Regions from separate parts of the Homo sapiens genome. Here region 2 is linked to region 1. The links are chromatin contacts, found by Hi-C or POLR2A ChIA-PET in ENCODE. All regions are on one chromosome and are shown on one strand. The core of a region is the stretch at or near the end of the contact, and the rest is flanking DNA. Distances in the headings are between cores, read along the strand shown.

The links. A loop is a pair of places that touch in the nucleus more often than their neighbours do. ChIA-PET counts read pairs that join two places held with the same protein, here RNA polymerase II (POLR2A). Pooled maps may share reads with other maps.
Region 2: a loop to region 1 is called in a pooled map, with 14 times the contacts of the local background. The contact joins the promoter of SCCPDH here to the promoter of FLJ39095 in region 1. A Hi-C loop is called at or near these places in 2 of 37 single-sample maps with no recorded cell type and 7 of 50 pooled maps. POLR2A ChIA-PET finds 5 or more read pairs at or near these places in 2 of 52 experiments (HepG2 and activated naive CD4-positive, alpha-beta T cell).

Annotation. Positions count from the first base shown.
Region 1 is chr1:247,102,156-247,108,248 of GRCh38, forward strand. FLJ39095 (a long non-coding RNA gene) reads left to right here and starts at 2,356. Exons shown (of 3, transcript NR_147502.1): 1 at 2,356-3,485; 2 at 3,838-3,996. It overlaps ZNF669 (zinc finger protein 669), which reads right to left and starts at 2,201. Exons shown (of 4, transcript NM_001142572.2): 1 at 2,042-2,201. The coding sequence starts at 2,044. RefSeq lists an enhancer at 2,152-2,446.
Region 2 is chr1:246,722,065-246,728,157 of GRCh38, forward strand. SCCPDH (saccharopine dehydrogenase (putative)) reads left to right here and starts at 2,345. Exons shown (of 12, transcript NM_016002.3): 1 at 2,345-2,548; 2 at 4,828-4,940. The coding sequence starts at 2,359. RefSeq lists an enhancer at 1,779-1,938 and silencers at 2,149-2,278, 2,319-2,388, 2,489-2,698.

The DNA.
Region 1 (6,093 bases), core at 1,106-3,605:
GACAGCACTGGGAATCTATACTCAATTCATAAGCTGTTTACATGATTTGATAATTTCCAAGCATTTATTCTATGACTTGATTGTCACAACTCTTACTCTGTTCACACATACTCCCTCCCACACAGCAGTACTAATGCTAGAATTGAACTATTCAAAAAGGCAACAGCAAAGTGGAAATACCCATCTCATTAGAGAATCCAGGGAGTAAGATGTGCTGCTAGGTTACCTCTTAATTTCACTTCGTACATTTCTAGTATCTGCCATAATAAAGTCCTACCTGATGTGCATAAGTGAGTTAATAATATCAGTCCTAAGACTACTTATTCTTAAAAATGCCTGCTCACAAAGTTCAATCTTTGTTTGTATTAGTAACTTACATTTTGAAAGGGATTCCACCAACCTAAGTAATAAGAATGACTCACTGCATCTAAATGGTTTATGCAATATAGTTGCCAAAACTTTTTCTGCTAAAGGTCTATTATTTTGTGTCACTGCAGTGGTGCTTAGGGAACCAGACACCAAAACACAGTCTGAACACTAAGTGTTTAATGAGTTTCCCTGGTAGACAATATTTTATATGTGCTGTCACTTGTTAATTGGGGAGTTGAGCCCATTCCATGTGATTACACCAAGAGAGAATAGGCTTATTAAATTTAATTGAGTAGTAAATAAAACCAATAATTGATATTTAACAATTTACTAATACAATTTTTAAATTTCTATTGCACAATGTCAAGGCAGAATGGAATAAGAGGAAATATGGCACATGTTTTTTAAAATGACATTAATGTCACCACTTCCAGATGCTATTCCTGTGAAATCACATAAATTCCCAAATCAGGCTTTTTTAGGCAAGAAAAACTAGTTTTTCATACCTAGTAAAAATGACAAATGTCTAATGATTTTCAGTCATCTAAAAAAAGAGTTATGTCTTGCCTAACATACTTTTAAGATTTTCAACCAAAAATATTCAGGACAGCACAGTATTAGCAGAGAGATGAGCAAGCAGACCAAGGGCTGAGGACACAACACCCTGTAAAGTTTTCACAGGGGGACATCAACCTAAAGACATTTTGGTAATATGCACACTTAGGAAAGATGAAGAGAGGCACAAAGATTTTTTTACAGTAGAGTGTCAGATGGTTTATTCTCCGCTTTCCTCTCATGTAAAATGTTTGTAAACAGAAAAATATTTTGGCCGAGCGCGGTGGCTCACGCCTGTAATCTCAGCGCTTTAGGAGGCCGAGACGGGCGGATCACTTAAGGTCAGGAGTTCGAGACCAACCTAGCCAACATGGCGAAACCCTGTCTCTACCAAAAATACAAAAATTAGCTGGGCGTGGTGGCGGGCGCCTGTAATCCCAACTACTCGGGAGGCTGAGGCAGGAGAATCGCTTGAACCCGGGAGTCAGAGGTTGCAATGAGTGAGACTGCATCATTGCACTCCAGCCTGGCGACAGGGCGAGATTCCGTCTCCAAAAAAAAAAAAAAAAAAAAAAAAAAAGAATATGGTTTGCTTCCTCATTAACCTTATCAAAGCCTCTCATTTACGCCCCTTCTGTGGACCCCAAACCACAAACCATGACTGCGGTACCTGGTTTATGAATCGCCGTTTGCTCAAACACACGGTTTAACGTTTTAACAAAGCCTCGGCTTAATTTTAGGGGAAGAAAGGTGGGACTGGAAGCCCCATGAACCACAGCTCCTCCCATGCTGGAACCCCGCACACCGAGACACCGAGTCGGGGCTCTCCCGCATCACCCTCCCGTGGTCACCACACTACCTGGATAGGGGAGGCGAGGGGTTCCCGACAGGGCTCCGGCCGGCGGAAGTGGCGCCCGCAGGTACAGACAGGATGCAGGGGTTCCGCTGCCCGCCCCGCCCGGCCCGGCCCTGAACAGAAGAGGACTGAGCCCCGGCTACGCCACGGCGACTCGGTCCGCAGGTTCCGGAGCCGATGGCGTGGAGGCCCGAGTCGCGCCACAGCAGGTTTCAACCAGCCCTCTTCTCCACTTCGGGAAGCCAGGCGCAGTCCACTCACCATTCCTCGGCTTCCCGGGTGTCCTGGCGTCAGCTAGGGATGTCCCAATACTCGCAGGTCACAGGGTGGCAGAGGCTGCTGCAGAGCCACCTGGGCCTCCCAGAGCCAAGAACTAGCAGCGGAGACTAACAGGAAGAGCCGGCTCCGGCGAAGGAGAGACAAAGCAACCGCCAGGCAGATCCCGGAAGCCGCCCTCTCCTTTCCGGCGGCGCGCCTGATTGAACGGTCCCCACCCCAGCGCCCCTGATTGGATGGGGCTTCAGGCCCCGCCCCTCAGGCCCTGAGTGACAGGAGATTGCGATCTCACGTGAGGCTGGATGAGGTCAGAATGACCGCTTTTGGCCTAGCGGTTTGTAGGCGGTGCGTCCTTCCTGCGCTGGGATCCGACCATGCAAGAAGGACATTCACATTTAACCTGTATACAAGTTATAGCTATTTGTGCCTTTTATATATATATATATATATAAAATTGGAAGCAATATAATGACAGTTCTGTAACTGCCCAGGGAGTTCACCTTGCCCGCTACCTAGACAGAGCCGATTTCTCAAGACAGGGGAATAGCAATAGAGAAAGAGTAATTCACGCAGTGTCCTCTGTGCGGGAGACCGGAGTTTTTTTATTTTATTTTATTTTTTTGAAACAGAATCTTGCTCTGTCTCCCAGGCTGGAGTGCAGGCTTGGAGTTTTATGATTATTCAAATCAGTCTCCCTGAGCATTTGGGGTAAGAGTATTTAGAACGTTTATTTTGCCAAGGTTGGGGATGCATATGCATGACACAGCCTCAGGATGTCCTTGATGACATGTGCCCAAGGTGGTCAGAGCACAGCTTGGTTTTGTTGGAGAGAAATGCTCGGTGCCGCAAAGTGAAACCAGCACTCAAGCGAAAGTTTTCTCAGCAACGCAATTTACTTCTGCAGAAGCGTGCTGCTCGCATCAATCACGATCGCAAGAGCACACTGAACAGAGGAAAGCAGGGGTTTTTATTCCTAACGCAGTCCCTACCTCTGGCATGGGCTGGGGTCAGACCGCACGATCTAAACTGACCCGGTTGGCTATTTGTGAATATTTTCCCAAATAAGGAAGGGGGAAGGGGGATGTGAGTTACAATGGTGGGACTTGCGGTTTCCAAGGGAGAAATGGGTGCAGAGCAGGTAACCAAGGGAACAGATGTGAGTTATTGATTAGAACTGACGGAAGGTTGTTTACAGTAACTAAGGGCAAGGAGGCATGGAGAACAAGAAAGTTGAGTTCGAAAACAAAAAAACAAGAAAGTTAACATGCCAAACCTTGGAAGAGAAACTGACTGTATCTGACAGCTTTATACATTTTAGGGAAACAGGAGACATCAATCAACATATGTAAGATGAACACTGGTTTGATCCGGGACAACCTGAAGCAAAAGCGGGTCAACTCGAAGCCAGGAGGGGGCTTCCAGGTCACAGGTAGGTGAGAGACAAACGGTTGCATTCTTTTGAGTTTCTGATTAGCCTTTCCAAAGGAGGCAATAAGATATGCATTCATCTCAGTGAGCAGGGGATGACTCTGAATAGAATGGGAGGCAGGTTTGCCCTAAGCAGTTCCCAGATTGACTTTCCCCTTTAGCTTAGTGATCTGGGGGGCTCAAAACATTTTCCTTTCCAATTTCCCCCTTTTCTTTTAAAAATATTTTGGAGAAAGCATTTTAGAAGAAAATCAGTCTCTGGTCCCAGGTTTTGTCCAATCTCTCATGGAGTAGCTGGGATTACAGGCACTGGACACCACGCCTGCCTAATTTTTTTTTTTTTTTTTTCGTAGAAATGGGGTCTCCCTCAGTTGCCCAGGCTGGTCTCTGGTGCCCAACGCCGGGCTCCCGGTAATCTCTACAAATAATCCAGTGAAGGAATGCCAGAGAGTGGAAAGTGGAGGATGACTGACAAAGGACGCCCGAGTACGTTTTCACTTCAAGCTCTACAGGTAAGTAGGGCGCTCGGAAAATTCCAGGGTAACCTCCGGAAACTATGGGTCAGGCTGAGAGTAAGTTTGCTAATTACTGAAGCCTTGTCCGGCAGTTACTGCGCCGCGGAGGGGTAATTGTGAGTACCCAAAATCTCCCATCTTTGTTCTATCTGGTAAAAAAGTATTCTCTTTGGTTCCCGGAATATGGAACCATGAATGTAAAAGACTGGGACAAGGTCGGATCAGACTTAAAACGAGCACAACAAGAGGGCCACGATATTCCCTTCTTGCTTGGTCTGCGTGGCCTGCAATTAAAACAGCACTGGAGCCCTTCCACACTGAGGAGGAGCTTCAGGATGACATAGAAAACTTTAATAATCAGGAGTCTAATGATCAGCAAAATCAACCATCACAGTCTAGTTTTAAAAAGGCCGAGAAACGGGAAGGTATATATGCTAATCTCCAAAAACTTATAAAAGAAACAGTGCCACCTACTTCGCCTTTAGGGGAAGGTCTGGAATGGCCACCCCCGGCTCAGCCTTACAAATTTTTGGAACTGGAGCCTGAGACGCGGCTTGCCGCTCCCATTGTTGCAGGCCCCACCAATAACTATGGCGAAGGGAAGCTTCAGGCTCGCCTAACAGCCAATTACGATCAGGGAATGATCCTCTACCACCTGTTAATTGTGGTAGAGGAATGCTGCGAGCCGGTCCAAATACAAATTATGGCACGGGGACAATCCCGTCATCCATTCGCCAGGCATGAGAAATGGGGGATTTGGATGCTTTGCAGTTTCTGGTAATTAATTCGCCAGTTGAGGAGCCCAGAGAACATGCTCAAGCATGCTGGCAGCCACTTCCTTTTAAAATATTAAAATACTTAAAGCAAGCAATTGGACAATATGGGCCAAATTCTCCTTATGTTCATTCCTTGTTACAATCTGTGGCTTATAACAGGCGTTTAATACCTATGGATTGGGAGGCACTAGCCCAATCCACTCCGTCCCCCTCTGAATTTCTCCAATTTAAAACCTGGTGGACAGATGAAGCAACAAATCGGGCATGCAGAAATGCTCAAGTCCAACGTCCCGTTAATATCACATCTGATCAATTGCTTGGAATCACATGGGGTACTCTAAATCAACAGAATGGTAATGGGTGATGAGGTTGTTGATCAGGTCAGAACTATATGCCTAAGAGCCTGGGAAAAAATTCACAACCCTGGTACAACTTATCCGTGTTTTAACTCAGTTCGACAGGGTCCAAGGGAGCCTTATCCAGATTTTATTGCCCGTTTGTAAGATGCGGCTCAAAAGGCTATTTCAGATTTTCATGCCAGGAAAGTGATCGTTCAGCTGCTTGCTGATGAAAATGCTAATACAGAATGTCAGGCAGCAATTAGACCTATTAAAGGAAAGGCAGATCTAAATGAGGAAAAAGCTTTAAGTGAATACATTAAAGCCTGTGATGGCATTGGGGAGCACTTATATAAGGCCAGCTTCCTTGCTCAGGCAATGGCTGGACTAAGGGTAACAAAAAACACATGAGTGTTCCCCAGGTCTTGCTATAATTGTGGACAGATAGGACATACAAAAAGAGAGTGTACAAAGAGGCAAAAAAGGCAAAACTCAGGACCGGGCCCCAATTCAAAACGGGGCATTCCCAATTCAGGACGGGACATCCCTGACTCCAAATGGAGTGTTCCCAAATGGATTGAGGCAGGTTTCAACCAGCCCTCTTCCCCACTTTGGGAAGCCAGCCGCAGTCCAGGAAGGTCCCAAAAGGAGTTTATGGCCCACTGCCAAATGGCACGGTGGGACTTATACTGGGAAGGTCCAACTTAAAGGGAATTCAAGTACATACAGGAGTAGTGGACTCTGATTGCTACGGAGAAATTCAAATTGTTATCTCCTCCACTGTTCCCTGGAGTGCTAATCCACGTGACAGAATAGCTCAACTGTTGCTTTTGCCGTATGTTAAGTTAGGAGAAAGCTCAGAAAAAAGAATAGGAGGATTTGGAAGCACAAATTCAGCAGGCAAGGCTGCCTATTGGGTAAATCAAGTCTCTGACAATAGACCTATTTGTATGGTCACCATTCAAGGAAAACAATTTGAG
Region 2 (6,093 bases), core at 1,095-3,594, 380 kb before region 1:
TTATGTTAGTCCATTTTTGCGTTGCTTTAAAGGAATGCCTGAGGCTGGTTAATTTATAAAGAAAAAAGTTTATATTTTGGCTCATGGTTCTGCAGGAAGTACATCAAGTGTAGTGCCAGCATCTGCTTCTGGTGAGGCCTCAGGAAGCTTCCAATCGTGGCAGAAGGTGAAATGGAGCCAATGTATCACATGGTGAGAGAGAGACCAAGAGAGAGAAGGATGAGTGCTCTTTCAACTACCAGCTCTTGTATGAACTTATGCAGAGAGAACATACTCATTATCCTGGGGATGGCACCAAGCCATTCATGAGGGATCCACCCCCATGACCCAAACATCTCCCACCAGGCCCCACCTCCAATGCTGGGGATTACATTTCAACATGTGATTTGGGGGGGCCAAACATCCAAACCATAGCAAGCATGCTTCCCAAAAAACAAAATATATATATATATATATATATATATATATATATATATATATATATTCTGTTTTTTTAGGGTTTTTTGTTTTCTTTTGTTTTTATTTTCTTTTTAGAGACAATATCTCACTTTGTCACCCAGGCTGGAGTGTAGCTCACTATAACCTCCAACTCCTAGGTTCAAGCAATCCTCCTGCCTCAGCCTCCCAAGTAGCTGGGACTAAAAGTGCATGCCACTGTACCTGGCTCTGTAAGATTATTTTTTAGTGACTGTTTACTCCACTAGAATGTAAACTTCTTGAGGGCAGGGGCTTTATTTGTTGCCATATCCCCAGTACTTTATTCCTAGTGCCCAGTATATAGTTAAGTGTTTAATAAATACTTGAATGCTTACTACTTTACACCCACCAGATGGACAAGCATGAAGTCTGAGAATACCAAGTGCTGACAAGCACGTAAAGCAAGAGGATTCTTGTATCCCGCTGAGAGCGAAAATTAGTGCATGTGCTTTAAAGAGCAGTGAGATAACTCAAATATGGATATTCTAGCACCAACCATTTTCATTCCTGACACATATTCAATACACTTTCGCACAGGTGCTTTAGGAGAAAGGTACAAGAATTTTATTGTAGCATTCTTTGTATTATATTGCACAAAAGCACTATACAACATTGTACAAAAGCATTGTAGAATTTGGTGTATTTCTCTCTCTCTCCCTCTCTCCACACACGTATCACAGACATTTTTTTTTATTCTGAATCATTTGGGAATAAGTTCACGACATCATGACCAAATAAGAAAGCTGCAGGATTGACATTTACAAAATATTCAAAATATGCAAAACGGTACTATAATATTTATAAATACATACATATATAACAAGCAGAAAGATAGGAATAGGAATAATAAACACTAAATTCAGGCAAGTGGCCGTCTTGGGGACGCAAAAGGAAATGTGTTCAGGAATGAATACCTGGAAGCCTCGCTATCTGGAATATTTTTCTTAAGCTGTGTTGAGGGTACATATTTGTTATTGGCTGTACCTTTTTTGCAAGACATATATTTCAAAATTTTTAAAAGCATTCATTTATTCCTATTTTAATGAGAGTTTTTAAAAATCAGGAATGGGCTGGGTGCAGTGGCTCATGCGTGTAATCCCGACCCTTTGGGAGGCCGAGGTGGGTGGATCACCTGAGGTCAGGAGTTCGAGACCAGCCTGGCCAACAAGGTGAAAACCCATCTCTACTAAAAACACAAAAATTAGCAGGGCGTGGGGGCGCTCCCCTGTAATCCCAGCTACTCGGGAGGCTGAGGCAGAATCGCTTGAACCCAGGAGGCGAAGGTTGCAGTAAATCGAGATCGCGCCACTGCGCTGCAGCCTGGGCGACAGAGTGAGACTCCATCTCAAAAACAGAAAAGAGAAAAGAAAGGGAAAAAAGGGAAGAAAGAAAGGAAGAAAGCAAGCAAGCTCAAGGGTTCTCGGGGTGGGCCATCCCCGAGGCCATCCGCAGATTTTCTCGCACTCTTTGCTCCACCCCCACGTGCAACAAGGACAACCGGCTGCCGCCTCCAGCTTCCAGCAGGGCTAGAAGATGCGCTGCCCGGGGCGGCCAGAGCCCTGCAGAACAAACCGCCGCACGGAATTAGGGGCCGCCGTCCGCGCCTGCCAGGCTTGGAAGCGGACTCGCCCCCAGGGCCACCGCCCTAGGAAACCTCCCGTCGGAAGCCTCCCAAGCAAGCCGCTCACCCGCGGCTCCCGCGCGAGGCGGCGTGGGCGTGGGCGCGGCCCTGGCGCGGCGGCGCGCGCGGGGTGAAGGGAGCCCGGCGCGCTGGCTGCGGCGACGGCGGCCGTTGCTGCGCCGGGTACTGGGGTCGCTGCCTGAGGCGCAGGCGCCGTGGACTCCACCCGCCCCGGGGCCTGGGCTCGCTGTGGACTCGTCATGGCGACCGAGCAGAGGCCTTTCCACCTGGTGGTGTTCGGCGCGTCTGGCTTCACCGGCCAGTTCGTGACCGAGGAGGTGGCCCGGGAGCAGGTGGACCCGGAGCGGAGCTCCCGCCTGCCCTGGGCCGTGGCGGGCCGCTCCCGGGAGAAGCTGCAGCGGGTGCTGGAGAAGGCGGCCCTGAAGCTGGGTACAGCGGCGGGGCGGGACGGGGCTGCGCGGGCGGCTGGGCCGGGGACCCCGCATCGCCCCAAACGAGCGTTTCTCCCGCAGGGATGCGCCCTACGTGTCCCCGAGCCCTGCGTGAGGACAAGAAGAGGAGAGGGAGAGATGTTTCAAATACTGCCATAGCTTTGTCCCACCTCCTTAACTATATGTGTGTGTGCGCGTGCGTGTATAATATACACACACATTTTTTTTTCTTTCCTTCTCCTCTTTCCCGCTTTTTGCATTTCTGCCTCAGTTTGGGGAGCTCCCCTGGCGAAATGGTCAAGAACTTGAGTTGTCCCTCTCTCTGCTTCATCCTGCCCCGCAGCGGGGGCACCTGTTGAATCTGCGGGTTTCTAGATGTTTGGTCGGAGAGGAGAGGAGGGCTTTGGTCTCTTGGAGATCGGAGTCTCCCTTTGCCTCGTGTTTTGAGGACGGGAGAGCAAGCTTACGAGTTGTACTGACAGTGTCTTTGTGGCTATTCTGTTTTAGTTTCTTGTTTTGTGTGTAAGAATACTCCAGCAGTCTTCCTCTTCAGAGAATAAAAAGTGTGTATTTCTGGTTTAGACGCTTACGTATTCTCTAAGCATTCAGGTAGCATGTATTTATTGATAATCTAAGCATTCAGGTAGCATATATTTATTGATAATCTAAGCATTCAGGTAGCATATATTTATTGATTCTCTAAGCATTGAAGGAGCATATATTTATTGAGTGACGTTGTCCATGCTAAGACCTGTCCCGAGTCTGGGGTGCAGGATGGGACAGAGAGGAGACAGACACACGGATCCTGCTGCCTTCATGGCTGGGGAGACATCTGACTTACGACTCCGTAGCCTTTAAATTTGGCTATTAACTCCCGTAGATTTCCCTTATACAGACACCCATTAGAGTTCTGGAAATACTACATTCTTTCTGTTTAATCTACTTTCATACAATGCCCTGCTCGGAGTGCTTTTGTTCGTGGTTATGTACAGAAGACACCACGTAGGCTGGACTCTCCTACAGCTTTTGGTGCTGACACTACCAACACGTAATTCTGACCAAAGAGCTTTTTGGTCGTTATTTTTCCAACAGAAGTAATTTTACTATGAAAATATATGCTTCCATTTCTTTTTTCGGCTCAGCAAGATCGTACCGGTACAGCCTAGTCACTTATCATATATAATGCCCAAATCAAGTTTCATTGTGGGGGGATATACCTTCACCTATTGAAACCTGCATCACTTAGTTGAGCCAGTTAATTCCAATTATTTTCTTATGAGCCTGTGTGTGTTTATATAGCGTGTGCTTTTCACCTCAGAGTTCTAATTTTTTGTTTTTTGTTTGTTTGTTTGCCATTCTCCTGCCTCAGCCTCCTGAGTAGCTGGGACTAGAGGCGCCCGCCACCACGCCCTGCTAATTTTTTTAGTAGAGACGGGGTTTCACCGTGTTAGTGAGGATGGTCTCGATCTGCTGACCTCGTGATCCACCCTTCTCGGCTTTCCAAAGTGCTGGGATTACAGGCGTGAGCCACTGCACCCAGCCCTGATGGTTTTGATGTTAACAGTCAGTCCGAAACTCTCCATCACCTACAATTGGATCATAGTAATTGTTTAGTGGTTGATGAGAAACTTTATTTTTTTAAAGACAAGTTCTCATTCTGCCACCCAGGCTGGAGTACAGTGGCGTGATCACAGCTCACTGCAGCCTTGACCTCTGTGTCTAAGTGATTCTACCGCCTCAGCCTCCTGAGTAGCTGGTACTACAGGCTATGCCACCATGTCAGATAATTTTTTTTTTTTTTTTAGTAGAGACAAGGTCTTGCTATGTTGCCCAAGCTGGTCTGGAACTCCTGAGGTCAAGAGATCCTTGCACCTTGACCTTCCAAAGTGCTGAGCCACTGCCCCTGGCCAAGAAACTATTTTATGACATAAATTTCTTGTTGGAGAGGAAGTCTGGATAGTTATCTGCTCAGCATTTAAACTTGATTGTGAAATTGTCATGTTACACAGGGTTGTTATTTACACAACGCTTTGATTCGATTTTTTTTAAAAGGTCAGTTTTTTAGTAACTCTTAGTGTTAACTCAGTTTTCCTCATAATTTTTTCCTTTTGTATTACCTGATTAAAAACAGTTTTATCTTTTGTCTAAGCAGGAGAGCTAGCTTTCAGCATATCAGTGTATTTAGTAATTTGCTGTCACTGATTACTGTAAAAAGAAGATAAGGAAGATATAATCCTCTACTGGGATTTACTTTCCTTCATTTGTTTCTTATTTTAGGAAGACCAACACTGTCATCTGAAGTTGGAATCATCATCTGTGATATTGCTAATCCAGCCTCGCTTGATGAAATGGCTAAACAGGCAACAGTTGTCCTCAATTGCGTAGGACCAGTAAGTAATCAACCCTTCTTTGTATCAGAACAAACAATCCATTCATTTCTAGCAAAATATTCCAGAGGAACATAAGGACAGAGGACAGAATTGTTGGTTGAAGGCCTTAACCCCATATGGGGAGTTTTTTCTTCTTGCGAGGAGCAGCTGGAGATGACCAAAGTCTCCTGAGAGAGTGAGTGACAGGCTCTCCATGACGTTCTCCTTAGGGCATGTGTGCTGGCTTGTTGATTGGTTACATCTGTGATTGTCAGAATTTTCTTTCCTTTTTACTATATACCCCTTCGGTAAAAAATGTTTGAGTGTGTCTCCCTAGTATATTTTTTATTTATAAATTATATTCTTGTACTACTGGGTAAATATATTTTTTAAATGCACAAAAAGAAGACTAAAAAACGACTCATTTATTGAATAAATATTTATTGATGCTTACCACATGTGAAATGCACTATTGTAGGCACCTGGGACACAATGGTGAACAAAACAGAAAATCCCTCGTGGACATTACGTTCTTGGGGAAGACAGAAAAATAGGATTGTAATAGGAGGTAATGAAAAGTGCTTTGAAGAAAAGTGAAGCCAAGAAAGGAGAAAAGGTCCTGGCATATTGGTGTTTTTAGATGGATGGTCAGGGAAGGTTTCTGTGAGGAATTGACATTTGAGCCAAGATCTGAATGAAATGAGAGCAAATTGCATGAACCTTTTGAGGAGAGACTTTTCCAGGGACAGCAGGCACAAAGGTCCTGAGATGCCAGTGTGCTTGGCAAGACTGAAGAGTGTGACAGAGGCCAGTGTGGCTGGGCATGGCAGAGAGGTGGAGAGTGGATCAGAGAGCAACCCGGGAGCTGGGTCATGTGGGATCTTACGGGCCATGGCCAGGATGTGGATTTTTTTTCCAGGTGTGACCAAGAGGCGTTGAATGGTTGAAAGGAAGGGCTTCAGCTGATTTAAATTGGAAGTTCTTTGGCTTCTGAGTGGAAAAGTAGATAACAAAGGATGAGCAATGGAATGGTGCAAGCACAAGCCCTGGGGTCGTAGTGGTGCTGAGAAGTAGTTAGGTCCAGAGTATATTTTCAAAGGAGAACGGCTTTTGCTGTTGTACTGTGAAAAAGTCATCAAGTCACAGGCCATCAGACTTTTGGCCTGTGTAACAA